7 separate regions of the Mus musculus genome follow, and regions 1, 2, 3, 4, 5 and 6 are each linked to region 7. A link is a loop called in an ENCODE intact Hi-C map of the cell type or tissue named here. Cell type or tissue: left cerebral cortex. All regions are shown on one strand. Region 1 overlaps Nfia (nuclear factor I/A). Region 2 has its middle 120 kb from the start of Gm27521. Region 3 has its middle 19 kb from the start of E130114P18Rik. Region 4 has its middle 42 kb from the start of Cyp2j5. Region 5 overlaps E130114P18Rik (RIKEN cDNA E130114P18 gene). Region 6 has its middle 92 kb from the start of E130114P18Rik. Region 7 holds the start of 0610025J13Rik (a long non-coding RNA gene).

Evidence for each region. Peaks named below come from ENCODE experiments on the same cell type or tissue, not always from the same donor. Only the 100,000 strongest peaks of a DNase experiment are listed, where the experiment ranks them.
Region 1: a loop joins it to region 7, with 2.7 times the contacts of the local background. A loop is called at or near these places in 7 of 42 quality-filtered maps.
Region 2: a loop joins it to region 7, with 4 times the contacts of the local background. A loop is called at or near these places in 5 of 42 quality-filtered maps.
Region 3: it touches region 7 in a loop (3-fold over the local background); 20 of 42 quality-filtered maps call a loop at or near these places.
Region 4: a loop joins it to region 7, with 2.8 times the contacts of the local background. A loop is called at or near these places in 5 of 42 quality-filtered maps.
Region 5: it touches region 7 in a loop (2.6-fold over the local background); 4 of 42 quality-filtered maps call a loop at or near these places.
Region 6: a loop joins it to region 7, with 3 times the contacts of the local background. A loop is called at or near these places in 8 of 42 quality-filtered maps.

Annotation. Positions count from the first base shown.
Region 1 is chr4:98,003,028-98,007,027 of GRCm38, reverse strand. All of the region lies in intron 4 of Nfia (nuclear factor I/A), which reads right to left. Among named protein-coding and RNA genes, the nearest start is that of Gm34218, 18 kb to the left of the region's middle. In left cerebral cortex, CTCF peaks have their summits at 2,461 and 3,752; DNase peaks (open chromatin) are centred at 2,525 and 3,073; H3K27ac peaks cover 1,284 bases.
Region 2 is chr4:97,036,250-97,040,249 of GRCm38, reverse strand. No RefSeq gene overlaps it. Among named protein-coding and RNA genes, the nearest start is that of Gm27521, 120 kb to the right of the region's middle. In left cerebral cortex, a CTCF peak has its summit at 2,415 (motif pointing left); a DNase peak (open chromatin) is centred at 2,401.
Region 3 is chr4:97,563,286-97,567,285 of GRCm38, reverse strand. No RefSeq gene overlaps it. Among named protein-coding and RNA genes, the nearest start is that of E130114P18Rik, 19 kb to the left of the region's middle. In left cerebral cortex, a CTCF peak has its summit at 2,316 (motif pointing left); a DNase peak (open chromatin) is centred at 2,362.
Region 4 is chr4:96,704,024-96,708,023 of GRCm38, reverse strand. No RefSeq gene overlaps it. Among named protein-coding and RNA genes, the nearest start is that of Cyp2j5, 42 kb to the right of the region's middle. In left cerebral cortex, a CTCF peak has its summit at 2,269 (motif pointing left); DNase peaks (open chromatin) are centred at 2,263 and 2,537; H3K27ac peaks cover 402 bases.
Region 5 is chr4:97,579,642-97,583,641 of GRCm38, reverse strand. The region is part of intron 1 of E130114P18Rik (RIKEN cDNA E130114P18 gene); the gene reads left to right. It also overlaps a transcript of Nfia not described here. Among named protein-coding and RNA genes, the nearest start is that of E130114P18Rik, 2.9 kb to the left of the region's middle. In left cerebral cortex, no CTCF peak of the experiment used is centred here; DNase peaks (open chromatin) are centred at 296, 857 and 1,645; H3K4me3 peaks cover 1,435 bases; H3K27ac peaks cover 2,894 bases.
Region 6 is chr4:97,674,305-97,678,304 of GRCm38, reverse strand. It overlaps a transcript of Nfia not described here. Among named protein-coding and RNA genes, the nearest start is that of E130114P18Rik, 92 kb to the right of the region's middle. In left cerebral cortex, CTCF peaks have their summits at 2,108 and 3,063 (motif pointing right); DNase peaks (open chromatin) are centred at 1,502 and 2,029; H3K4me3 peaks cover 406 bases.
Region 7 is chr4:98,320,160-98,324,159 of GRCm38, reverse strand. It overlaps 0610025J13Rik (a long non-coding RNA gene), which reads right to left and starts at 2,804. Exons shown (of 3, transcript XR_376450.3): 1 at 2,653-2,804; 2 at 913-1,851. In left cerebral cortex, CTCF peaks have their summits at 1,485 and 1,686 (motif pointing right); DNase peaks (open chromatin) are centred at 1,756, 2,661 and 3,014; H3K4me3 peaks cover 1,212 bases; H3K27ac peaks cover 918 bases.

The sequences.
Region 1 (4,000 bases), 320 kb after region 7:
TGTCCTTTGTTCACTAAATTCCCATTAGCTACCCAGAATGTTGGCAGAAATGTAGGATTTGGCTAAAAATCACGAGGAATAAGACTTTTCTAGATAGATGAGTAAGAACAGTACTAGTATGTTTTCTTCTGTCACAGCTGTTACCTGACGGGACCACTAAATGGCTGTAATAAACCAAGCTTTAGGACACAGTCCTCAAATCAGTCACTCATAATTATACACATGTGAATATTTTTAAATAAAATTGGCTGATAGTGGTCAGCTCCAGGATCAGCTCAAGAACACACAGTAGATGATCAAGGGCAAAGGCTTAAGCCAGTAATGATCAAGGTGATTACCATCATTGAGCTCTCACTAATCCAACATGAGGCGTCCTGTTATGTTACCTCTGTGTTCTTGAGAGGTCTCCCCAGTTTAGCACTCAGATTTATGCTCAGCCTATAGCCAGGACTTACTTTAAATATTTTGTATTAAATAATTATAACCTACGAAGAAAACACAGGCAAGAGGCACTGCAAATATTGACCAGAGTCCCACAGCTATTAAATTTCAAATGTTCACCCCTATTATAAATCCTGAACTATTTCCTGGCATCCTACAGGCATGTGTGTGTTTGATAGTCTGTGTTAACCACACACTATGTAGGTAGAAGTTACTTAGAAAAGATTAGCAGTAGATGGACCTAGAGAAACAGGGACCATGACAACAAGTTAGTATGCATATCAAAGTATAGTGTGTGTTTCTTTTTCCAAGATCCAGTGTCTATCATAAGAGTGCTCATGAGTCTGGGAAATTTAGCAGACCCTTCAGTTGAGGATAGAGATAAATGGCCCAAACCCAGCCATGAGCAGCTCTAACCAGGACTGGCAGGAGTATGTATATACCAAAGAGCACAGGGCACACATGCACAGTGCTACCCAGTGTCAAAAGCACACTCCCTCTGACCTAAGTGTGACCTACACAGTAGCTCACACACACTGCTCAGGACATATATTCAACACAGGGCACACATATATCTCATGGTCGGATGGGACCAGCTATGGATAAAGTAGCCTGTGGGTGGGGGTGTCCTCTTAGTAGCTCATCGTCTTTTGGTTGGTGAGGAAGGGAAGGGATAGACATCAAGGTTAGCCACCCAAATGTGAATGGTAGAAACCCTAGTGCAGCTGGTCCACTCCATTTGCTTCCTGCTTTACTGTTCAAACACTCACCCCAAATGAATCAAGGAAATAAAAATTGTATGACAAAGCATTCTTTGGAAATAATTCAACTTCAACATTTATTTTAAAATTGTATTGAATTGAACTGGGAGGAAATCTGTTAGTTAAGCCAGATAGACTGATTTTTTTTCCCTTTTCTATGAGTGTGGCAACATTTATTATTTCCTCTCTGTGTGGGGGCTTGATTAAAACTAGAAAATGAAACATATCCCATGGTGTAATACATTTAGAATGAAGTGACTTAGACTCGAAAAAAACCTTAAGGGACCGATTAGAATTTTCTATTATATGGCTTACTTAACAGATTTTCTTTAGAAGCTGCATTTTGGACATAGAGAAGATTTTTTTTAAAAAGGCCATCCAACCTATTGTCTACTACACACCAGACCTTCCTTCCAGAGGGGTTGATTCTGGCTTCTATGCATAAGATGTGTGATGTTCATTTTAAAATTACTAGTAGAGCCTGCTATTGACCATCTAATTATGCCGAGTTCCATTTATAAACATAGCTAACCACTAAGTTTATGGAGACTTTTTGTGCTGCTTTAATAGGATATTGATCGAGAGCATAGTTTGAGTGGCCTGCCATTGAATTGTGTAATGCCAAACAAAGGCAAGGTCACAGTGACGGTCCGGGCTGGGCTGCAGTGGACGTTTTATTATCGTCTTTTTGTTTCTTCCTTTAATGCTGAAGTCTAAATGGTTTCTTGCTTAAGAGTATAAATTGTATAAAAAATTAATTTCTGTACCATGATCATTGTTACTGTGTGTGTTAACAGAGGAGAGAGCCAGCAGGCTGCCTGCTCAGACTAGGAAGTTTTTAAGTCATCCTCCTCCAATAAAGGTAGAAAGAACCGCCACTATTTAAGTGGTAACCCTCAAAAGATGCCCCCTCCCCGGGACTTCTCATCTGAGGCCTGCTTCTTCATTAGTCTTTCCAGATAAGGACAATTTGTATTTTCAAGTTTGAGCTTAGCCCTACCAATGTCTCATTTTCTTACTGTGCCTCTCTTAGCTGAGTTAATTTTGCCCCAGAACTTCTTTCTACACGTCAGGTTAGACTAGATTCATTGGTTCTTACAAAACTGCTGGTCAGAAATCCTAAGTGCCTGCGTATGGGCGCTGGAAGCCATACCAAGGACTTGAAAAAGAAGTTCAGAACAAACTGCATTCGGAACTCCCATGATGATTCCTGTGTGAGAATCTCAGCAGTGCACGTTCCCAAGGCAGAAAACAGCCGCTAGGGTGCCACCTCATGCCAGGCTGAGGCACAGGCCCGTTCCATTCACTGCCACTCTCCATTGACAAACAACTTGGGAACCCCGAAGTCCATCGGGTAGCCAGGCTTTGTGGCAGAGCCAGGGCAATTCATCTGCTGGACTTTAATAGATTCTGCAGCCATGTAGCAGGAACTCAGCACAGGCTGAGCAGCTGAGAGTGGTTTTCACACCCAAAGACTCTAAGGCCAGCCACAGTGTACTGAGAATCCTGGCTTTGCAGAATTCCAGGGCTGTGAAGTCATCCCGAGCCACGAAGTTTACTTAACCCTTGCAGCCAGTTTGGGTGTAACAAACCACGCTGGCAATCGGAACAGGCCGGAGCAGAGGCACAATGGCCTGTGTGTGTATCTGTGGTCTTTTTACTCTTTCCCACGGAAGCCTTTAAGGTTTCAGAATCTCTCCAGCAACTTCAAGGAAAACACTCAGCACTTTAGAAGGAAATGAGCAGGAGTGGAGTTTGGGACAGAACTTTTTGAGTTCACACCAGGAGGGACATTTGGCAGCCTCAGAGCACGTACTTTGAGGAAACGTTGGCACAAAATAAACAAGAGTGGGTTTGACAGAGAGCCCTTGAAGCAGGGACGTTCAGCAGCCAGCAGAATGGGCTCTCCTTGGCAGCTCAGGGGAGGGGCCTATCTGGAAATGCCTGTAGTAGAGGGCTTTGTGTAGTGAAGCACCTCTCAACAGATGGCTCCTGTCTCCTCCTTCATGGGATTATGCTAAAACAACCTCAGGGATTCGGAACCCCAGGCGCTCCTGGGAGCCTCTCCCCTGTACTGAATTCTTCTTTTTCTCTGGCCCAGGGTGCAGTGGTCTGTGTTTTCTCCCTCTCGTGGAACAAGGTAATAAATAACTAGAAGTGCTTTCAGATGGTCCTGCCACGTGTGGAGATGGGCCACAGAACAAATCCATACTCTCAGCGCCAGCGTCTCCGTTGCTACAGTTCACAAACATTAGATGATAAAGGCAGAAATTAAAGGGTGCTGGCGGGAGGCAAGGGTGAGGGAGTTTGTGACTTCCTGCAGCTCTCCTGGGCCAGAGTCCCTAGTCCAGCAGTTCCTAGCATCTGCTCCAGGCATTTATTGTCAAGCAGCCTGGCTGTCTAGTCTAACTCTCACCTAGGAACTCGTGAGACTGAGCTGCTCTGTCATTGCCACCACTGTGGAGATGATACTCTCCCAGGCAAAGACATGAGAGTAGTTATTTAACTTGACTCTTCGTTTGCAAATACTGAAACAGCTCCCCCTACCCCATCACAGTGAGAACCTCACTGGACTCCTGGGGGAAGTAAATATTTTTACTATCACATGTAGAAGGCTAGCACTATGTATCTGGAAAGAGAAACAGTTTAAGACAAGGGTATCGTTTCTGAGTAATATGGAGTCTCCACACTGTATGGGGTCACAACTAGTTGTGATTGTGGTAAGGTCATAGACTCAACTTCTTTATGCAGTTCGGATGGTGTGTTGTGCTGGGTATTTTTGTCATCCTAACACAAAC
Region 2 (4,000 bases), 1.3 Mb after region 7:
GTTTTATTTTGTTTTGTTTTGTTTTTTTCGAGACAGGGTTTCTCTGTATAGCCCTGGCTGTCCTGGAACTCATGGCATTAAAGGCGTGTGCCACCACACCAGGCTCTTGTTTGGCTTTTTTATTGTTCCTTGTTATTTTGCAGTATGGAGGGTTGAACTTGGGGCTTCATGCGTTCATTCCATAACTGAACAATATCTCTGCTTCCTTGTACATATTTGTGATACTTGTAGCATTGGTAGTCAGAAAATATGTTTTTCATAGGAATACAAATTCACCTTTAGTAGGTTCCTCTTCAGCTTGCCAGTATTCTTGGTGGTAGAAGTTTCATGCAGTCTAGAAATGCATGTACTAACTCAGTTCTTATACTTTGGCCTTGCATTTTTAACTTGAGAGGAACATAATTTGGTATTTGCATACTCATGTTCTTATTTGGGAATTTCCCCTTATCTTCTGGGGAAAGGAATGTAGAGATAGGACCAGAGGGAGTGATAACTAGAAAAAGCAGCTAATCTATCTTATCGTATCAGTCCTTGTTAACTGTGGTACCACTAGTAGCTAGGATTCAGTAAAATACCATGGCACTGTTCTCTTCAGCTGAAATGTCTGTCACCAGGACCTCGACTTTGATATTCAGAGGAGCACATGTCACAGTGTCCAAAGATCCACAATCATTAATGAAGTAAATCATAAAAGCAATGCATTTGTTCAAATTCTCAGGTCCAGCCATCACTTTCCTTCACAGGCATCCTTGTGCATCACCTATATTTATAAATTCTGCTGCCCCCTCCCATGCAACACTCTTGAGTGGTGGTTGCCTTATTTGTTGCAGTGTTTAAAGCCAGGCAATCTTCTTAGCCCAGATCAGCTGACTGAACTTGAATGAGTCCCTTTGCTTCTTTCAGCCTCAGCCTCTCCTCTGTTCGAGACTGCCCTGCGATGTAGTGAAGCATACGTTCAGGCTATAGGGAGAGGTGTATGGCTGATTCCATGTAAAGCACAGTAGCTTTCATGTAGTATTTTCCTCAGTAACTCTCTGAGGTTGGAGGCTCCCAACCCTTTTTAAAAATTTCTATCTGACCATTGGACTTCTCCTTGCATTGTAATTGTGTTTATCATGCTGGATATTGTGCAGGCTTCTATACACTTTTAAATGATTATATAGGATAGAGAGAAATCCCTATATTTTAATAAAACATTGATCATTGAGAATTCACCAGTTCTTAATTATTTTTGTTATCATGTTTATTATTATACTCCTGGAGGATTATGTTTAAAATATGCTAGAAACATTATAGAATCGTTTGGTAAGTTGTATCTCTTTCCTACTCTGTTTTCAGTGCCCTGACCTTCTTTTATGAAGCCTTCCCTAGAGGAAGTATTTATACTTTTGAGCCTGACAGAAACTGTAAGTAAGAAATTGATTCACTTTTTGCATTTGAATTAGATATTTGATAAGACTACATGGTGTCATCAAAGATTAAACTATATACAGGATACATCATCAAAAATTTCATATATTTATGAATATTTTCAGTATTCAAAGACTGTAGAAGGCTTCAGCAATGATCTGTCCCATGGAATTAATAAAGGAAGTTTGAGTGTACATTTCTATTGATTTACTTTATCATTCCTTGATAATATAAATAAAAACACCTTCAAACATTCCTAACACTGCCATCCTCATTGCAATGTTCTTTGCTGATCCCGATAGGAAGCAAACACATACACTGATTATGTCACATTAGGCTTGAGTTGCAGCACTAAGTTGGTCAGAATGACAAGAATTTAGCAAAAATGACTGAAGTGTGAGAATTATACCATAAACTTGCCTACTTCACAGGGTGGGTAAATTGAATCTACATATCAGAGTAAAATATAAATCTAGTTATGTAACCACATGTACACCCCCCCCCAGAGATGGTTATTAGATATGTGGTAGCCTACTACTGTCATAAGGACAAATCTAATGTGTAGCCATCTTCTTTCTGGCTCCTGAGCAGATAATAAACAAAGCCTGGGATCCAGATAGCAGCCAAAGAAAATTCCAAGCCACACAGTCTTGCCAGCATGGCTGTGCCATAACTGTGAGTCTCTGGCACCTGGTTACCTTGATCTGTCACAGGCTCAAGAGAATGTGTCATACCCCCATTCCCACTCCTTTAGCAAGGTTCAATGTCTTTGTCCAGCCTCAGCTTGTAAATAAAGTAAGAGAAACTCAGATTTACTGGCATTCGTAGCTGCTCACAGTTCAAGAGTTCTGGAAGGTCTTCTTTCCAGAACTTTGGTTTCTATGGGATGAGTGTCGTCCTGGCTGGTTTTTGGCTCATATCTAAGTGCTGGATCATCTCCATTCATCATTTCTGGGCTGGACAAGATTCTCTTGTCTGAGCTGTGGATGTCCCCTGCTGGAAATGGCTGTTCACTGCAGCTGAGGGAATTGGTACAATTGTGGCAGCTGTGGATGCACTTATGTGTGTCAGGACATCCTCCCTGGCTGATTACATGATTCCCACCAGGAACACAGTCAGAAAACTCACTCTGTGACCCTGCTCTTACACTCCTGCTTTATTGGCAATTTCACCTTCTAAGTTATGATAACCACTCCTTATAAAGCACGGTATGTGTTAATATGACAAGCTCTCAACATTTGTTTCTAAAATCCATAATCTTGTTGCATACAGAATGGATTATCTTATTTAAACTGTCACATATTAATAAATTCTGAGTGGAATTACAGAATTTTATATTGTAAGAGTTCAGGCCTTGAGAATAGGTGGCCCCCATTAGTGTAACTTGCACAGGATATTTGTTTTACTTGTCTTCTTGTCCACAGGGTGCCTCTCCTGATACAGAGAATACACAAAACCACTTGGCTGTGGTTTTTCATCCTCAGGTGCAATTTTTTTCTGCTCTTCATCTTTCATTCTATATGTGCTCATTTGCAGCATTCGTGCCAGTGGGCTTTGCTTTGTTCTGCTTTCTATGTATCTGATCAAAATCCTCTCCCTTTTCAAAGCCTGCTTTTTTTTTTTTTCATCAGAAAATTTAGGGAGCTTTACTAACTGACTTAATTTTCCTTCCAAATGTAAAGTGCTGCTGTGACAGGCATCCTATGTGAAAGACATTCTGTAGTCCATGTTTCTGGGAAAATTCTCATTGATGAAGGAAACAAAATTCAGTTGTGTACAACTTATAAGATTATAAGAGGTGAGAGTACAGGCTAGTTCTTGGTCTGGACTGTCATTTGGGAGCATACTTTTCAAGACAAAAGCCACTAATCACTTATCCAAGACATCAGAGGATGGGCAAAATCAACCGTCCAGTGTCCAGCTGAATCACAGTTGCTGATTGTTCCAGCCAGTTGGGAGTTTTCACCATGTGATCAGCCCAAAGGCATTTCTTCAGCTGCCAGCACAGAGGCTTGTCGAATCTGCTAAGAAACCAGATGCAGCAAATACATATCCTCTACAGCCTGGCATCTGGGGTTTGTGCCTGCCAGCTGAGGAAAAAAGCCTGGGCTGCATGGAGCTCAGGGTGGAGATGTGGAGATCATAGACAGAAAACAGTGAGATCATCACATGTTTCTCATTGTGCTAGAAAAAAAAAAACCCTATTGTTGGAGAGCATGTGAGAACTTTGTAAGAACCAGATTAAGTATGCCTGGATTACATGATGGAACAATTATATGCTGTGGACTAACACATATTTGTTTTACTGAAAGTCTGTTCCTACTATTTTACTTTTTTCGTATGCAAAAGCGCTTATACAATTGACTCAGTGCAACTGTATTCATCAAGCAATCCATCTTATTCATATATATTTATGTGTACATGATGCATGCACATCATGTATATGTCTTTATTCTTCTTAGCCCATTAGTTTTTCCCAGATAAGAACTTCAATGTTACCTTCTTACTACCATTGTAGACCATAAGTGACTGGGTATTCTGGGTAATACCCTTATTTTGTTTTGTTTAAATCCCTTTCCCATATAAATTA
Region 3 (4,000 bases), 760 kb after region 7:
TGTTTTGTTCCCTAACATTCTATTTATACTATAGAATTTCCTTTTGAACTTGGGGATAGGTGTTCTGAGGCAACAGGGCACCACGTTCTTTATATGTGGATCTTGTCCATCTGTTCTTAGTTTTTTCAAACTTACTGTTGGCTCACAGGTTTCTGTCTGAATGGCCTGTCTGTTATTAAGAGTAGGATATTATGATTTTTTATTTTTATTGTGTTACTGTATATTTCCCAGGTTCTATCAATGTTTGCTTCATACATTTGGGTGTTCTGACTACAAATTCTGCTGAATTCACTGTTTTTATCCCCCCCCATGTATCACCTATCCATCTATCTATCTATTTATCTATCTATCTATCTATCTATCTATCTATCTATCTATCTATCTATCATTTTTTTGTTTTTCATGACATTTTACATTTTAAAATATATTTTTCTGGTATGTGTGGAGCAACCTCTGTTTGTTCTCATTTCATTATTGTTTGTAAGAAACATCATTTATAGTTTGCTTTTAGCCGTTACACATCTTTAGAGTGTATCTCTTGGAGACAGCAAGCGGTTGGATCTTGTTTGTTCAAAATCCATTCAGATATTCCATTTCTATGACCAGGAGCTTTGATCGATGTATTCAAAAAATTTATTATAGAGAAGAACTTAGACTATCTCTTTAGCAATTGCTTTTTGTCTGTCTTACAGTTTTTGAGGTCTTTTCTCTGCCTTTCTGTTTTGCTGTCTACTTTTGTAATGGATACTTAGCATCTTCTTGTTCTTCTCTGTCCATAATCTAAAGGTATCGTCTTTGTGTTCACCGCAGGGTTTGTGTAGCATGACTTATGTTTATAACACTGACTTTAAGATGACTTCAGCTTATTTTCAACAGTGAATGCAAGTTTTATGTTTTGTTTTATTCCTGAATTATTTTGGGAATGGGCAGACCTTGTGTGTAATCAGTAAATGTTCTGACTTTGAGCCACATCCTCAGCCCTACGTGTTGTCATTAATGTCACAAATTATAGTTTTAAAGCTGTATTCTTCATTTATGTCCAGCACCATAGATGAAATACTGTATGAGGTGAAATTTCACACTGCTATTATGGTATTTCCCTAGTCTATGCATTTACTTGACTATGCATTTCCCTTCGCCATTGAGCTTTCTACCTTCATTGCTTTCATGGGACTCTTTATCATCCTTTAAATTCAATTAAAATTATCTTTAGCATTTCTTATTTTCATTAATGTAGTGGTGATGAAACCCCTCAGCTCTTACTTATCTGGGAAGGTATTTCTGCTTTATTTCTGTGGAGACTATAGCCATATGTAGTATTCTTGATTGACACTATTTTTCTTTAGCACTTGAACATATCATTGTGTTTCCGTTTGCCCCGCAAGCTTGCAATGTGAAATCCCTTCTTATTCTTACCAGGCTGTCTTTGTATGTGACAAGTCACTTTTATTTCTGTGCCTACAAAATCCCCTATCTTTGATTGTTGACAATGTGATTGTAATTTCTCAGATGCGCTTCTTTGGTTTAATCACAGCTAGGGTCCTTTAGACATCTAGATGTCCATTTTCCCTCACAGGGTCACTTATTCACACCATCTTATTATCTGCCTCTTTTCTGTTCTCTCTCTCATCTTTGTTTATTGTTTTTAGCACTAGGAATTTATCCAAGAACCCAATAAACTCTATGGCAATCTCCCATCGCTTTCTTTCCTAACCACTCTACTTTATGATAGCCTCTCATTTCCGTAGGATTGTTTTATTCTCTTTTTGTGTTCATTTTTACTATGCTTCTGATTGGATAATGTCAATGTCTTTGTGACTGCTGATTCTATCTTGTGAATGAAGTTACTACCATTGTGAATTTTCAGTTCTATTCTGTGTTCTTTAGCTTTGAAATCACTGTTTGGTTATTTAAAAAAAAAAAAAGAGAGAGACTTGATACTGTTATTCTATTCATTATGTTCTTGTGAGTTGATTGAATGTAACATGGATATTTTGAATTCTTAATTTGGTCATTCACTTAACTCCATTACCTGAAGTTAGGCTTTGGAGATTCTTTTGTTCCTATGGTTGGGCCATGATTTCTCAGGTTTTTATGTATGCCTTGTACCTTTGTATTTGGTTGTACATTTGAAACACACCTGCCTCTATATCATTTTACTTCAACTATGTACAAGGAAAGACTTCCACAGTCATTTGAGGTCAAGATTCCAGAACCTCGTCAAATTTGTCTAGGGATACATTTTTCTATGCTTTCATGAATAAGCCCGGCAGAGTTTTGCTGGCTTAGTCTTCAGTTTGTAATCTCTTCCTCCCTCTAGTGTCTATCTGTAGTATTACAAGTTCCAACGTGCTAAACTATGTGCCTTTCCCTGAGGCCTTGGGGACCATCAGGAACCTGTGTTGGGTAAGCCAGAAACCAGTCTCTTTGAAGGTCCCTGAAGAGCTGGGATTTTTTCTTTTTTGGACACATGTCCGCTCCATTCACCCCTTCCACTCCCAGAGCCACAAGCTGGGCTCTCACTCCCTAGGTGGCAGGCTGTGCCAGTTTCTGTTTGTGGTATTACAAGTTCCCTGGCACTGACATGAGCTGCCGAGCTCACTTTTGTTCTCTGCAGCCCCTAGGCATGAACACTGTGAAGTATGTGAGAAGGAAATTAGTTCCTCGAGAGAAGAGACTTTGAATGCAAAATCTATTTTTCTCTTTGCCCTCCCCCCCGCCCCCCAAGGAAGAGACTGATAATTGGACTTTTGCACTCTGGAAAAGGAGACGTTTGATATGGAACGGCATCTTTTACTACATCTTCTCTTTATATCTACCACCTCTTTTACCCCTCCCCCTCTCTTCCACACTCCCTCCTAGTTTCCTTATTTTTTTTCCAGATCGACCAGTACTATTCAGGCTGGTCTTGAATTTGTGTTCGTCTTACCTCAGCTTCCTAAGTAGATGGGATTAAGGACGGGTCCCTGCACTTGGTTTGCCACTCTCAGCATGACTATTCTTGGCTTTGAACTTATTTCTAGGGTTCTCATGAAGGCATTTCCCACTCACATGTGTCATATTATAGTCACTCTTTCTATGAGGACAATGAGATTTGGTGCTTCTGATTCCACCATCTTGCTAATATCATCGTCCTCTGTCTCTTAAATAATGAGAAATGAAAGCATTCCCCACCCTCATGTGCGGAGACACTAAGTCTTCTTTCCCATATGCCGCCTGAGACCTTCTCCCTATCTTTATACAGTTGTATTAACAACGTATCTTATTCAACATGGTCCATCCCGGGGCTCTAGGCTTCTAGGAGCAGATGCAGTATTACATTTTACTCAAGGTCTTGTACTGGAGAACCCCATATTTCCTAAATATATTTAAAAAATAGTGGAGAACATATGGGTGTCTGTGTCTATCAGGTTCTAGTGTTGAGAGCTGTTGTATACAACTGTCCTAGTTAGCTTTAACTGTCAACTTGAAGGCTAAAATCACCTGAGAAAATGAAGTTTCAATTGAGGGATGGCAGAAGATGGGCTGGCAGAGGCATGTCTGTGGGGGGTTATCTTAATTATCAATTGATGTAGGAGAACCCAGCCCACTGTGGAGGGCACCATTCCTTAGGCCAGTGTTTCTCAACATTCCTAATGTGTTGACTTTTTATTTAATACAGTTCCTCATGTTGTGGTGACCCCCCAACTATAAAATATTTTCTTTTGCTACTTCATAACTGCAATTTTGCTACTGTTATGAGTCCTAATATAAATATCCAAGCTTTCTCATAGTCTTAGGTGACCCTTATGAAAGGATTGTTCATCCCCTAAATGGGTCATGACCCAACTGCCCTAGGCAGACAGGCTGCATAAGAAAACTAGTTAAACACAGGCGTGCCATAAAGCCAGTAAGGTGATGTTCCTCTATGGTTTTGCCTTCAAGTTCAAATTTAAAATCTGCTCTGTCTTTCCTTATTGGAGGTCTGTGACTTGGAAGTGTAAATCTCAATGACAATAAC
Region 4 (4,000 bases), 1.6 Mb after region 7:
ATGTAATGAGAATAGATATGAAAAAGTTCTTTCTAGTCACACTGACCTGGATTCTGCCGGAATTTGCTAACACCCTAGGTTCTATTCCCATAGTATGTGTATCATCTCACAATTGCAGCAAACCACCAGGTACATGAGAGGCCCATATGGCAGATGAAAAGACTGAGGATTTGACTAACATCACACAATTTACATGTGAGAGAACCAGGACTATTTTCCAAACACAGACTCTTTTCAGAACACCAACTCTTCAAGTGTGTTTCAAATGGAGACACTGACCAAGAAATTGTGATTTTTGTGTCTTCCAATAACTGTAGTATGTAATGGTAGAAGATTACCATGTGAAGTAGGTATACCTATTTATAAAGTCCTGACATTGCCCTGGAGCTAGATAGGGGACGATAATCACATCTGGGTGAGATCATAGTATTAGTAGAATCTGATTTAGAAAAAGAAACTTTGAAAATTGGACTTAAGTTGTAGATTTCCAATATACTATCTCGATGATAAAGGCAAATTACTTCACTGTCTGAGATCTACTTCAATAGGAGTAAGAAATTTGGAAAAAGCGATCCTAAGATCTGGGAAGGCTCACTGCTATAATACTAGCCTGACAAGCAAATTGTATCCACTAGGGCAATAATGTCATGACTATTATAAAGATAATATATTAACTGATTAAATTTGAGGCTTGTTCCACAGCAGGGAGCTCATGGCCAGTACAGCTAGAGGCATTTCAGAGGAGTCTAGTATTGTCATTTTCTAAGTGGTAATGTCATTAAATTACTTTCTAAATATTTATGTTTGTAAGCACAGATGTGTGTTTTTCTTAGTGTTGGTGAGAAAAACTTCTTTCTTCTTCTTTTCTTTTTCTTTTCCTTTCTTCTTCTTCTTCTTCTTCTTCTTCTTCTTCTTCTTCTTCTTCTTCTTCTTCTTCTTCTTCTTCTTCTTCTTCTTCTTCTTCTTCTTCTTCTTCTTCTTCTTCTTCTTCTCCTTCCAGTAAGAAACAAACGATGCTGAGATGCCCTATTCTGAAAATAGAAGATTAGGAGGGCTCATCCATAAATGGGATATTTGTATTAACATTTCCTGACCCGACCTCAAGGAACATCACAGAAAAGAAGTGCAATGAAATGTAATCTTTTAGACACAACAGGATGTTTTAATGAAATCAATAGCTGTTGTTATATTTCTGACTCAGTGACCAAAGCTCAAGAAGAGGTGAGATTAGGGTGGTGTCTGAACCTCATGACCTCTCATAGCAAAATTTAGTATAGAGGAAGGCTATAGGGTACAACAGAATATTTGATAGTACTAGTCTTAGAGACAGAAGACTGGGGCTTGGGTCAAACTTACCATGCCCTCTATGTTACTCATCAGTGGTTAAGAGCATACAACCATAAGATCTTACATACTAGAAATAAAATGTCTGTAGAATACTTAAACAACTAAAGACCCAAAACAAGTTGTCTATTCTTTCAGTCTAAAGAGTTCTGTACTTTCCTTTTCTCTCTAAGTCCTTTCCTTTCTATTCCCTCCTCCTTCTCTTCCCCCCCAACTCATGTGTGTGTGTGTGTGTGTGTGTGTGTGTGTGTGTGTGTGTGCGTACGTGCATGTGTGTGTGTGAGACAATAGAAGGAAAAAGTACTTACCACATATTAACTGTTTGCAACATGAAATGGGATCGAATGTTTATGTAATAAAATGTTATTCATAATTAAGAGCTAAGACTTTGGAGTCAAAGGTCTTCTATTCAAATCCCATCTCTACTCATTCCTTTGAGACCTTAGAGAAGTCATTTAATATCCCTGAGCCTCAGGTTCCTCATCCCCAGAAAGGACACAGTAATATTACCTCGTTAATATCACCAGAATTGTAACCCATACTCTTGCCCTTACATTTACTCTAAACCCCAACCCCAACCCCAACCCTATCCCCAACTTCTACACTAACCTCTACACTTACCTGATCCCTAACCCTAATTGTAACCCTTATACTCACACTTACCCTTACATTATCCTTCAAACTGTTGTGAGAATTAAATACATTAAAATTCATAACATACATATAAACCAGTGTCTTTCTCAAGGTGAATCTTGCCTGTTGTACTTGTTCTTGTTGTAACTAACTAAGTGTTGCTTTTCCAGTTTTCCTAGTGATGTAAACCAAATTCACTTTGCCAAGATAAGGCCAAGGACACTGTTTTGGTTGCCTTCCTGCCAAATTTGAATTTAAGAACTAGGAGCTAAGAGCTCCCTCTGCTGCCCAGAACTGAAACAGCACTACCACCTCTGACAGCTTTATTAATATTCTGTCCTTCATGCCCTGCCAGTCTTGCCTCCTGAAAATGTGCTTTCTAGACTGATGAAATTGCTCTGATGTACTAAGATCATCAGCGATGCATTTTTCTAAGCAGCTGACTCATGGTTTTTTTTTTTTTTTCAATCAAAAAGAACTATCCTTCTAGACTGGAGTTAGAATTTAAATAGCTGCCTTTACTTTGCTCATGTCAGGAAGGCTCAGGAGGCTCACTAACAAAGAGAGTCCTCTTTGAATCTGGCAAGAAGCTAGGGCTGGAATACTAGAACAGAGTGTTCCCATCTACAAATCATTTCCACTCTGTAATGTGTAATGAAGCTTTTCAAGGTGAAAGCTTTGGTCTTGGAGTCTGAAGAGAAGGCGTAAGGAGGAAAGGGAGAATAGAGGACAGACAGAGAATGGAGAGCTTCATCTGTGTCTAGGACTCCCTTTAGGAAGTACTTCTCAGGTTCAGGAGTATGCAAACAGCCTTTCAAATGAGCAAAGGGGCTCCATTTCCTGAGAAAGGAAGAAGAGTTCACTGAAAGCCTGCGATGCCAGAGTACAGGGATGCAGGGGGATACAGGGTAAGTGCTCAGGTTCCTCACCCTGAGTTATATAGTCATTGTACATTTGAAGACAGAGGGGAGCGAGGAGTTGAGTATACCCATGCATAGAAGTGATAAATGGTCAAGGTAATGGAAATAACAATATCTCTTGATTCAATCACTATACAATTATGAGGATACATTTATAAAATTGCATCGCACACACAATTGTGTTCTCTAATAAGTCCTAAAATCAGTTTTGACTACCGTGTCAGACGTCTTGTAAGTAACTCCTTTTTCTAGCCTCACAACATAGTGAGGTAACGTCTCCATGCCTAGATATGGAAGGAATGAGTGAGATTTCAAAATGTAAAAGATGGTGGCTAAAACTCAAGCCTCTTACCACACTATCTCCAAAGACTGAGATTTCATTTGGGGGAAATGATGGCCTGAAGTGGCAGGGAGAAAATCAGAAGTGTTCTGAAGAATAGGGGACCCCCTAAACACATTGTTGCCATGGAGGCTGGCAAGGATCACTGGTGGCCCATCTTTCCTCTCCTTTTCAGGAGGAAACACTTGGTCTGGGTAATATTGGGCTCCCTAGAACATGAAAACCCTTCACAATGATGCAGTCTACTGGAAAATTCTAACACACATTTAAGAAGAAAATAGTTCTACACAGATTTTCCTAGTGTACAGAAGAGGACCACATAAAGTTTTCACAAATACCAAAAGCAACACATTACAAAGAAATTTGCATGCTAATGTTATGACTAAACACTTAAAATTCTTTACAAAATATTATCAAATCAAATCCAAAAATGTGTAATACCAAGTGAGACTATGCCAGGCTACAAGGCTGGTTCAATCTCATAAGCAAACCATGCTAATAAACAAATGAAAAGAAGTCACCACACAAACATAAATTGTGGAGTGTAATGTTAGCATTCTTCTCATGAGAGGATAAAGGACCTGATATGGTCAGGGTCATAAATTAAAAATAATCTTGACTCCATCTCTTTGGATCACAGAACTATATGGAATGCTATTCTTGTGGAAAGCCAAAGAAGTTATGATACTTATGTTCTTATTCCACCCTAGTCATTTGTTACCTTGGTTACAATCATCAAAGTGATAACTTTTTAACTCTTAGT
Region 5 (4,000 bases), 740 kb after region 7:
AAGCAATATGACCATCTCATACAAGCAAACCTTGTTCTTGCTGGCAGAAAGTCTAATGGGAAAATAAATGCCTTGAATACGCTCAGGGTCGTAAGAGATAGAGGACTGCGAATCTCATTAGCCAAAAGCGCTCTGTGATACTGTTCTGTAGCCACTGGTAAAGTTTCAGACGTCTAGGTAAGAAATTACGAGAGAAAATAGACAAGTACACACATACCCACAACTACTTTTACTCAAGTCCTTGGAATGGACATACTGAGTCCCAGGCAGCAGCCGAATAGAATCCTGCAGTAGCTCACTTTTAAAAGTCTCAGTCTTCCGAATTCCTACGCCTTGCCAAAAGGATAGCACCATTTGTCCAGGAAGGGAGAGTGCTTTTTTCTGTAGATCGTACAGTGAACCATGCCCTGTTTTGAAATCCCAGTCCTCAGACTCCCCCTACAACATCACACACACTCTCCTTTTCTTAAACTGATATCTATGTGAAACGAGCTGAAGTTCACGGTCCAGTTAGGAACGGATAATACATTCATTGTCCTGGAAGCAAACTTTTTTTTTTTCTCACTCCCTGGATGAATTCACGCTTGCTGTAAGAATAATAATTACGGAAAACTAGGAATGCGGTGCTAACGAATTAATCCTTAACGGACACCACCCTAACGAGGACAGCAATGATTCTGGGACTCTCTTCCTCACAGGACAAGCGTCTCCTGTGACAATGAGCTATTGTCCATCCTCCCACTTCACCCCAACCCTTAGAGATCCCAGAAGTCAAAGGTTGTCTGGCCTGGTTGACCATGACATGTGAGTTAACTCGTTCTGCAGCTACAAGTTAGGAGTTCCTGAAACTTTCTTGTGCCCAGAGAAATGGAAAGAAAGGGTGTGTGGGTCCGTTCCACTCGAAGTTGGTGGTTCTTAGAGATGGAAGGTCTGCTCCGATATAAACAGATATGGAAAAGTTAGATGTCAGAGCTCTGGTCCCCTGAGGAAAATGACGAATGGAGCCTTAGAGTACTCTCACAGGTGACTTAAAGCATTCCAATTACTGGGACATGAAAGGGTTCTCACAGGCAGGGCTTGCATGCACCAGTCCAAGGTTTGATATGCATCCCTAGTAAAATCTCACAGCCAAGGAGAACCATGGACCCCATAGTTCTCAAAAATCAAAAGTGAGGAGGGTGTGAAGCTAGACAGAAGACGCGAAACCCAAGGGGCAGGGCAAACAGCTCTTTTTCTTTTAATCTGCAGACATCCATAGCTAAAATACAGAATTCCACCTTAAAACTTTGACAGTCTTAAAAATGTTTTTAATATTAAAAAAAAAAAACCCACACCAAATACCGTCCCATGGAAAACAAGGGCAAGCATTACTGGGAACTCCAGTTGCACAGTGGCAGAGAGAGGGAGGGTGGTAAGAGCAAGCAGTGCGAGGCAGCCTCACTGAAGAGTGTAAAAAATCAAATGTGAGTTTGATGAATGTGAGGTCTGGGACATTTTGTCAAAGAGGGAGGGAAAGTAGAAAAGGGGGGGGGGAGGAAAAAAAAAAGGCAGTCCCGGCTGCCAACTCACCATCCACCAAGTTCTGGCCGAGATGTCGTAGCAAAGCTGCCATTTGATGGAGCCGTCGGAAGCTTTCCCTGCCATTACGCTGTCAGCAAGCTTCATCTGATGCTAACTCACGGGAGATAAGACACCTAATTGAGAAAACATTTGCAGTGGCATGTGGGGCAACATGTAGTCCGGTCCATACCATATGGAATCATGGGTAAAAAAAAAATCTCCTTGACAATGAACCAATCTCTCCCAGACCCAGTGGCAAGGTGAAGTGGAGATGAGGAGTCTGCTGCTAGAACTGTCTTCCCTTCTCTCTCTTTAAAACAAGAGCCCACTGCTACACATCAAAGGGAGGTGGTTAAAATTAGGGCTTCATCACTCAGATGATTTTGGTCTGCAAGGTTTTTCCTTTCCTTCCAACAACCCCCCCCCCCCTTGCTTTTTTTTTTTTTAAGGAGAATAAAGAGATTTAATAGGACAAAGGCAGGTAGTGGACTGCGGAGGGAGATCGCCACAGGCTATTAGCCTAAAATTTCTGCCTGACAGATGGAACTGCTTAGAGACTATCATGCAACGTTTGGGGCTTTTTTTTCCCTCCCCCCAACTCAGACTCTAAGTCTGATTCAGTATCTGTCTTTCACAGCCACCCTCCTCAAGATTGTGAACTGCGCATTTTAGAAAGTGTTTGTTGCTTAGGTTTTGCTGTGCTACACATCTCCCTTGGAAGCAAAGCAAAGAGTCTAAAACTAAATCTGGGAATAACCGAACAGGTTTTCCAAGGAGAAAAAAAAAAAAAGATTCCAGGGGAAAATTATTTCTCTTTTTATACCTTGTTTGTGGTTTTGGTTGTTATTGTTGTTGTGTATTTTTAAAATTTTTAATTAATTCATTAGTTAATTTGGTTATGAAAGAACCTAAATACAGGACGCCAGCCTCAGAGTCCCTTGCTTTCTGGTTCAGTTGGCACTGTGTTTCGTTGTGTTTTCATGGGAGTAAAGTAGTACATTGCTGGCGCGGTGTGCGTTCTAGCCAACACTAGCCTATATAACTACATTTTTTTATTCGATGCCGTAGAAATGAATTCTGGACATCTTCAATCTTTATTAATAAAGTAAGCAGTCTTTTATCAATTCATTTTACACAGTTGCAGTTAAGTTTGATATAAGAGTCTATTCAATCAGGAAAATTTAACTCTGATTTCCATACTGTAACCCAGTCATCTTATTTATAGGAATTTACTTTAAGTTATGCCAAAAATTTTTTTGGCCTGAAAAAAATGTAATAATATGGATCTATCTATAAGAAATACTAGAAAAATGTTTTGTTTTGTTTTTTTTTTTAAATGGGAAGAAGTCTAGACAGCTACTGAATTCAAGCCACTTACTGAAGACTAACAGGGAACAGGAAGTGACCAGAATATTCTCTTTGGTCACTTGTGTTTGGTAGCTGCCATTCCTGAGAGCTGGGCTGGGCTGGGACTGCAGAGAACACCTGTGTGAGAGTGACACTGAAAACTCTTAGTGAGTTTTGTTTTGTAGCTGAGCAACCTTTGGGTCCCCAAGTTCCCACTGGTGACTGTCTACAGTTCTGTACCCAGAGGCCTCTATGTGGGTACCTCAGGGCGTGGGAGAATTGATTACTATTTCTCGAAGGGAGCAACTGCGATCATTGACGAGTTGTGGTTTTAACATTTCATCTAGCTAATGAATTTTTCCTAGGCATAGTTTCAACCTAATTATGCTTTGGTAGTTTTGGTTCAGGTCTTTAAGTTGCAAAGAGGTTACCTTGGTTTTTTTTTCTTTCTTTGTATTTATGGACCACTCCTTAATTATAATAGGGATTGTTGTTATTATAGTCATTGGTATCATCATCATTTAATTATTTAGCATTATGGTAATACAGCAGTTAGCTCCTTTTGACCAAAACAATTTCAGTAAAGTAATGTCTAGTCTTTTAGAGCCTGAGGTGTTTTCTCATTTCAAGCATGGCTTCTAAGCTGCACTTAGGGATGACCATACAATAAATTAGGCAATTTTTCCTCTTCTTTGTGACCACCCCCCCCCCCCCCGTCCTGTTGTAATCTTCTAATAACATGGACTTGGAGGATTTCTCTCCATCTTTGGGGGCTTATTTGTGTTTGTATGCCCTTTGTCTCAAGTCTAAGGAACCTGTGATAGCACAGCAAGTGAGTCCCCTGAGGGACACTTGTTCCTTTCAGAAACGCACCCCAACTTTCCCGGCCAAGTCCTTCTCAGCCTTGTGCAACCGCAGCGTTATGAAAATGACCATCTGGAGGAAGACAAGGAGAAAATTTGTAAATTCTACGTATAATGTAAAATAGCAACGTGACCCCACCCCCACCCCCTTGAAGGAATAGGAAAAGGAAGCATTGCTCTGTCTTTGAATCCACCTCTCGTTCTACCCATTCCCCTGCTTAGGCCCCCTG
Region 6 (4,000 bases), 650 kb after region 7:
TCCTCAGAAGAGAGAGGACTTATTTTCAGTAGGGAGGATTAGGCTGGCGTCAAGTGAGGCCACAAGAAGATGTAAACTGAGACTCAGAGGACAGTGGTGTCACAAATGGAGGCACAAGGAACTTCAGCATCAGTGTAATCTCATGACTTTGTTCCCCAGAGGCGATCTCAGCTCATACGCACAGGCAGTCTCTTCATGTTTGTCCACTTGGGTAAAGGCTTTAACTATAAGCCAAACCTCCTCACTTCTCTGCCTGCTCTCGTCACGACCTGCTTCTCAGCAGTGCCTGCCTGACATCGTTTAAAACCAGCTACAACCAGAGACTATACTTTCTTAAGCCCCTGTTCGTCTGCTCATGGGGCACTCCCTCCAGCCTCGGTGGCTCTTCCCTGCCATCCTTTTGGGAATGATGTAACTGAGCAACACACTTCACAATGATGGCAGTCTCTATAGAGATTAGGGACTTGCCAATCTATAGGCTGCCTCCTATTGACTTGGAGCATGTCGGGGGTCTCACAAAACATTAATCCACACAGAAAGCCTGTGAAGTCAGTTCTGTTATTCTCCTCCACATGTAAATGGTTGGAGCCTGTGTTGGAGCTGTCTTAGATCCAGTAGGTTTGTAAGATGCCATGGTAGAGACAGGATCTCAACAATGCTTTATGAGTTTGCAAAGCCCAGAGACAGGTTATTTGATGTCTGGCAGTACCTGTCTAGACCATAGGCAGGGAAACTAAGAAAAGCTCTATTGGGTCTGTGGCAACAATATCCTGACTGGATAGCGATGTTCATCTTAGAGAGAGACTGGCTTCTGTCACCAATTTCCTCTCTGGAGAGCCAGGATCCATCTTGGTACTATCAGGGGAGGATTCAGTTCCCACAGAGGGGAGCAAGATCATTTTGGTGTGCTTTGGCCATTTATCTGTCATCTGTTTGTCCCTCAACCTTCTCTCCAGCTCTCATACCATCCAGAAATCTTTACTGGGATGTACTCTTTGTAATGGAGCATGATAAGTAGATTCATATGTTGCTTGACCCCAAGGATCTTGTGGGATCTTCCCGAGGAACACTGGGGTGGTACTGGAGTAAGGATGGATGCTGAAATGGTTTCTACAGAGATGGCGACTAAGGGAGATAGTTCAGAGAAACTGAGGCAGATGGCTCTGTCTGCTGCTTCTGTGCCTGCAGATGAGTGTCCTGGCTAGCCAGCTGCCCGCTGGCTCTGTCTGTCTCTTTGTGTGCTAATCAGTGGACCCATAGATGTTCCTCTTCCACAGGCAGCTTTCGACCTAGAGGTTGTGTCACGGTGTTGCCTGCCAATGGAGGTCACTTGGCCTGCTGAGATGCGCTGAGCCTACACACAGGACCTCATCTGCATGGGGAAGGTCAAATGAGGTTGAGCCCACTTCTCTCTCTCTCTCTCTCTCTCTCTCTCTCTCTCTCTCTCTCTCTCTCTCTCTCTCTCAAAGCCTTTTCTGCACAGGAACTGTCTCCTAGGGTGAGGAACAGAACAGCTTTGTGCTCTCCTTTGAGTGCTCACTGCAGGGAAAGCCCAGCCACAAGCTACAAAGTCGTCCAAGTTCAACCCCCAGACACAGTGTGCTGTGCTCAGAAATCACAAGGGAGGTAGGAAGGCTCAGAAGAAAATGCAGACAGGGGACCTTGAGGAGATGGGAGGGCAGTGAGCCGATTTTTCATGTCAGATTTTAAAGATCTTGTCAGAGTCTTCCTGTTTTTACATATAGAATTGGTAAGGTCCGTGTTTCACTCCTGCATTTTCTTTGAAATTTATCTTTGCTTCCCATCTAGCATGTATGTTGGGAAGAGGGACAAGGGTGTGTGTGTGTGTGTGTGTGTGTGTGTGTGTGTGTGTGTGTGTGTGTCAGAGCTGTTCTCTCCTTCTGGGGTTCATCTGCTTTTGAGAGCTGCTTGCTCTTCGCTGGCCACAGAAGAGTACCTGACATTCAGGCTACTGCCTTGAATATAATTGAATTGCTGGGATGTGCTAAACATTGCAGGGCTTTAAGCTGAAGATAATTTAATGATGTGGCCTTTAGGATTGTTAATTAGTACTGTCTGTATGAGCATGTAACAATAACACCACCTACTGTAAAGTGAATGTTCTACACTCAGAACACTCATTTCTTTAGGGCTTCCTGCAGAGACGTGTGCTCATTAACTCCTTTGATGACAAAGGCTTTTCCCCTTTTTGAGGGGTTCTGCAAGCTTTGGATTCTCACGGTCGGTCTCTAATCTCTCATTCTTCTGCGTAAAGCCATGACGCAGCTGGTGTGGGCAGGGGCATAGAGAACGGACACTCAGACCTATGCTAACCGTGACTTGATTGATCCTTCTCTGCTGGGCTGCCGGGACACTGTCGCTCTGGAGAACAGAGAGCAGAGAGGCTTAGGAGACGATGTGGAGAGAGTTAAGAGAGAATGCAGAGAAACTGGAATCCCGCGCTGTGTTAGTGTGAATGCAAACAGTGTGAAGGTACCTTGAAAGTTAAAAGCAGAACTGCCACGGGATCCAACACTTTCGGCCATTTATCCTAGAGGTTTGAAATCAGGATATCAGAGAGATATTAACCCTCCTTAGTTTACTACAGCCATATTCAAAGTGAGGAGGATGCAGAAATATCATGTCCCCCGAAAGACAAGTGGAAAAGAAGAGATTCGTATTCATGCAATGGGATGCTGTTTAGCCTTTAAAAGAAGGCTGTGAACCCTGAAAGCATTATGTTAAGTGAAATATATGTGATAAAGTGAGAAAGATTGCACAGTTCCACTCTTACAATATCTCAACATCAAATTCTTGTAATAAAACAGGAGATTGGTAGTTGCCACAAACAGTCTAGGAACCAAGCAAATGTCCGGTTGACAGTTCAATAGCATCAGTGTTCAGCTCATCAGGTGAGTGAGTTCTAGAGGTCGGCTATTCAACACTGTACCTATGCTCACTATATCTGACAATCCAAATGTGCCAATCTAGGGTAGGTCCCATGTCGAAGGTTCTCAGGGAAGGTGAGTGGGATTGCTCAGTGGTAGAGCACTAGCTCAGCCTGTAGGAGGCACTGGAACATTCACACACACATACATATATGTATGAATGAACATATAATGATATGTACAAATATATACAGAAATGAGCACATCCATGTATTCACATGCAAGATTAGAGAGGGAGAGAGGGGGAGAGAGAGGGGGAGGGAGAGGGGGAGGGAGAGGGGGCAGGGAGAGAGGGAGAGGGGGCAGGGAGAGAGGGAGAGGGAGAAGAGGAGGGGGAGGGGGAGGGGGAGGGAGAGGGAGAGGGAGAGATCTGGCCACTGAAGTCAAGGTGTTACTTGCACTTTCTTACCCCATTGGAGGAAATGGTCCATGAATGGCTGCTCAGTGAGCTCAGAGGTTCAGGTGAATTGTCAGCTTAGAGGAAGCCTCCATGTTAATTTGGGGAAGTGGAAGCTGTAGGTGGGAAGGAAGTGCTCACTCTGTTTTCCCATTTGTTATAACAGGCAAGGGCTCTTCCAACCACATACCCTTCTCTTCACTAACAAGTATATATTTCCAAAGCTGCTTATATTCTTCAGTGAGAAAAATGCCAGCTATATTTAAATACTTGGATATTAGACTATGTCCTGTTCTGTGTTCAGCCAAATCTTCCCATGACCATGCTATAGGCCCTGGTATGGCCCTGAAGATCCTACTGTCAATGCCTCAGCTTCCGCCACCTTCCTCTCTGGGTTTGCTTCTGTCTCACCCTTACAATTTCATCCGGCCTCTAGTCTGGAGACTAGACACCAGACGTAGTTTTGCAGACTGATGGAGAACATTACTGGCTGACTGTGGCCATCCTCTGTCAAAGCCAGAGGAGGCCTTGAAATACTTTTCAGTGCAGAGCCTGTTGATTGAGCTGGAACTGAGAGCCACTCACTATTCCAGTGCCAGCTTCTTGGCCCATTTTTCCCCTAACCTGTCAACTGAGCTTTGTCATGTCCCTGACC
Region 7 (4,000 bases):
CCACACATTGCAATTTGTCTCTGGGATGTCAGACTGACCTCCAGTTGAGAACCAGTCCCACTGAGTCCCTCCGTGAAACAGTGGAGGTGTGACCATGGCTGGATCTAGGAATATGCTTATGAAAAAGAAACAGGTAATTCATATCATGCCTTCACTAGCTGTCAATAGAAGCATGGGACCCACTCTGGAGCTTTGCACTGGAGATGGGGAAGTGAATGGAGGCAGTGCAGGGTGAGCAACTTATCCTATCACGTTAAGGTTAGGAGCCGGAGTCAATCAGGAGTTCGAGTAGGTAGGCTCCTCACCACTGGGGACTGAACCAGAGCTGAGCCTCTCAAACTCTCTGAGCTTCAACTATTTCATTCAGGATAAAATGAAAACAGGATAAAAATGGAAAGCCTCATAGTCCTTCTGTGAAGACAGATGAGATTCTATACATCATGTAGTTAGCCCAGAGCCTGGAATGTAGAATGTACTTAACAATCACGCATGGCTACCATTGCCATCACGATCAACAGTTAGGATGTGTTTCTATCCTCACAGTGATGTGATTTCCACTTGGTCAGTGGGTTGTGGTCTGAATCTGCAGCTTTGGATCCCAGCCTTCCCAGAATCATAGTCACCTGACAAAACGAAGTCAGAACCTTATGCTGGAAGGACCCTTTATATTATAGACTCTGGGTGTTAATTTCTACAGCAAAAGTTCTACTTCAACTGACTGATACTATCTTCACGTCTAGCTGTCATTGGGAAACTCAATAGCTGCATTATTGCACATCTTGGAGTAGTAGAGGTGCTATAGGATCAATACTGGATATCAACGTGTGTTGATTCAAAGAAAATGCACCTGCCTGCAGTTCACTAACACACAATCTCCAAGACTCCTTTAGGCTCTAAGAAATAGACTCTTACCTTTAGACCAGTTGGCATTAGCTTGGAGCAACACTTGATTTTTGGAACGAAAGTGTATGAGCAGCTGCTTTGGCTGAGAGAAGAAATCTGGGACAGAAGCTCAGGGATCAACCATAGGTAGTTGGTGGAGCCAGCTACCTCCTTTAGCCAGTCGGCTAAGAATATGTGTCAGGGCAGGCTAGCTTACAGAAAGATGAAATGATTCTCTTTCCTTACAAAATAAATACCAAACACGTCAATAAAATGTAGGTCTGAACTAGGTCTATGACCAGCAAACTGACATAGGAAAAAGCACTTAACGTTCAGGAACCCGTCTTTACGCAACTGTAAAGGGAGGCTATGGGATGAATTTGGCAGTTGTACATTACTGCTGCACACATTGGAGAGGGGATACACACAGTTATTGTAGACTTTACTAGCCACCAACAAAATGTCTGACAAACATAAATATATCTGAAAGTTGTTGTTGTTGTTGTTTTTTTTAAATAGGTTGGTTCATTCATTCATATGTTCATTCACGCTACTGTTGTGGGAGCACACACTCTTCGCTGAGCGTATACTGGGATCACAGACTGCCTTCGTCCTCAGGTTGGGTTTACATAAAGCAGTTAGATCAACTCCTAGGGCAGAGCACTTAGACAGGAGTTTCTGAGCTGGGTAGGCTAAGACGGGTGGCCTTTGTTGGAAATGCTGTTGCTAGTGGCTGGGACCAGGTCCAGCCAGCTCACAGCAGCTTGCTTTGGGGTCGCACTGACGCTTGCCTGGTCGCCGGTAGGTGGCGGCAGACGCCCTGGCGGAAGGCGTTGCGCTGCGCCCCGCTGGCTTGGCTCCGCCCGCCGGGTCCGATGCTTCGCGCTCCGCCTCCGGAGCAGCCGAGTGCGTCTGAGGCGATCCCGTGCCAGGCTTGGGGACGCTGCCAGGTTTCTCTCAAATCTTGGCCTAACAAAGGGAAGCAAATTACAAAAATGGAAATTTTCAAACTAGCGTTCAGTTGTATTGAAATCGACGTTTGTGTAGCACGCAGGCACAGACCACATTCATGCTATTTTGTGATTAAAACGATACCAAAAATACCTCCTTGCTTTAGTTTTCATCTTCTAAAACGGCCTCTTCCCCTTTTCTAATTGCTGCTTTACTTTGGGGGAGCAGCGAGCCCCCGGCCACCGTAGAATTGCTAACATTTGCATCAGGACAGTTGAAATCTGGCCCGGGCTGCTATTCTCTCTGTCGTCCCCACCCCAGTCTTTCCTCCTCCCCGTCTCTTAGACTCCGCTGTTTCTCTCGTTCTGTCCTCCCCCCAACCCCCCTTCCTCCTTTTCTTTGGGAGTTGAACTTTAACCCAACCTTGTGTGTCCTTTCAGCCTAGGGGAGTACAGATAAAGACATTGCTAGGCACTGTACGGGGAAGTTTTGTGTCTTGTGTACTCGGTTTCAAGTCTTAGGACAGCGCGTAAATCCTCAGGGCTCCTCTTGATTCAAGCAGCAAAACCTGACCATGGCCTCACCAAAGCTCTGGTTACCTTGCTCTCCCATTAAAAAACAAAAACCAAACCAAAACAAAAAAAACCCCAATGATTTTGAAGCGGCTCTTGAGCTGGCTCTTGAATGGATTTTACTTAACATGAAGTTGTATAGAGCCCGACTGTGTCCTCTTGGCTTGTTTTTGCAGTTGCTAGACAGGCCCAGTCCCCAGTGGGCTTGTGTGAAAGGCGCCCTCCTCCCACCCCCAGCTCTCCGCACCATTTCTTTCCTTGGAAGCTTTGACTGTCTCCTTCCGCAGCAGCTGTGTCTGCAGTGCCTGGAGACAGGTGGGGGAGTAGCCTCCCGCTGAACCTGCCAATTCCCTCTCCAAGGACTGTCTGAATAGCTATTAAAAATTAAAGGACACGCACACGTACACACACACACACACACACACACACACACACACACACACACACACACACACGCTTTCGTTCTTTGTTTTCTGGTGGAGGTCACTGTCACACCAGAGCAATGGTACTGCTTTGCCGACTGAGATTAAATTCTACAGTCCTTCTCTTGTCGGCACTCACCAGCCCACAAGAACCCATTGCCACATCTTTTGGGCCCTCTAGAAGATCTGAGTTCTAGGAGTGGTCAAGTGCCCACTTGCAATGGATCTGGAGAGAGAGGTGCTCCCAACCCCAGGAGATAAACACAGAGCTCATGAGACCATGGTTGCAGTTAGGGATCCCTTGTTTATCTGTATTTGAGTCTCAAAACTAGAACTTTCTAGGGCAGGTGTTGAGTATCCTCTGCACACTGGTAAGAGTTTAACAGGTTCCAGAAGAGAACCGGAAGTCACATTTTCGTTCCCAGCCTGGATTCAGGACCTTCTGCTCTTCCCTGGGGGCTTGACCCTCAGTACCCAGCTACCTCTCTGCTTTTCCCAGGGCTGTTGCCCGCTCTTAGAATTCCTCCTCCTCCTCTTCTCTGATTAGCAAACGTTTGGTCTCTTTAAAGACGTCTTTCAAACACACCCTCTCCAGTCTTTCATGGCTGTGCCTGTGCTTGGGTACCTCTGTAGTCAGTAATCCTGCCTTAAGTTAAATGGGACAAAGTTGCTTGACATACCTGCTGTGCTGTGCTGTGCTGTGCTGATCTCTCTCTCCCTCTCCCTTCCTCCCTCTCCCTTTCTCCACCCCTCCTCTCCACTCCCTACCTCCCTCTCTTTTCCTCTCTCTCCTTCCCCCAATCTCCACTCTCCTTTCCTTTCTCTTCCCCCTTCTCTCCCTTCCTCCCCTTTATCCCCTGAGAGAATATATTCTTTGCTCAGGCCAGGAATGTATCTTTATTTATCTCCTAGCCTGCACACCAAAGATGCCCGGGAAACTCTATGTGATGATAAGGAAACACACCTGGTTCTTAAATGATCCCAAAGGGCCAGCTTGTTTTTCTCCAGTTCTTGCTCCATTGGCAGGCATCTCTAAGTATGTCTGCAGAGTGGAAAGGAAAAACTTAAGGTTGTGTTCACACGTGACTTTTCCATAGTTCAGGGAGAGTCTTCTACTAATGAAGGTTTGATGAGCACACAGATGAAAACTCCTGTACCCCAGCGTGTGCACAG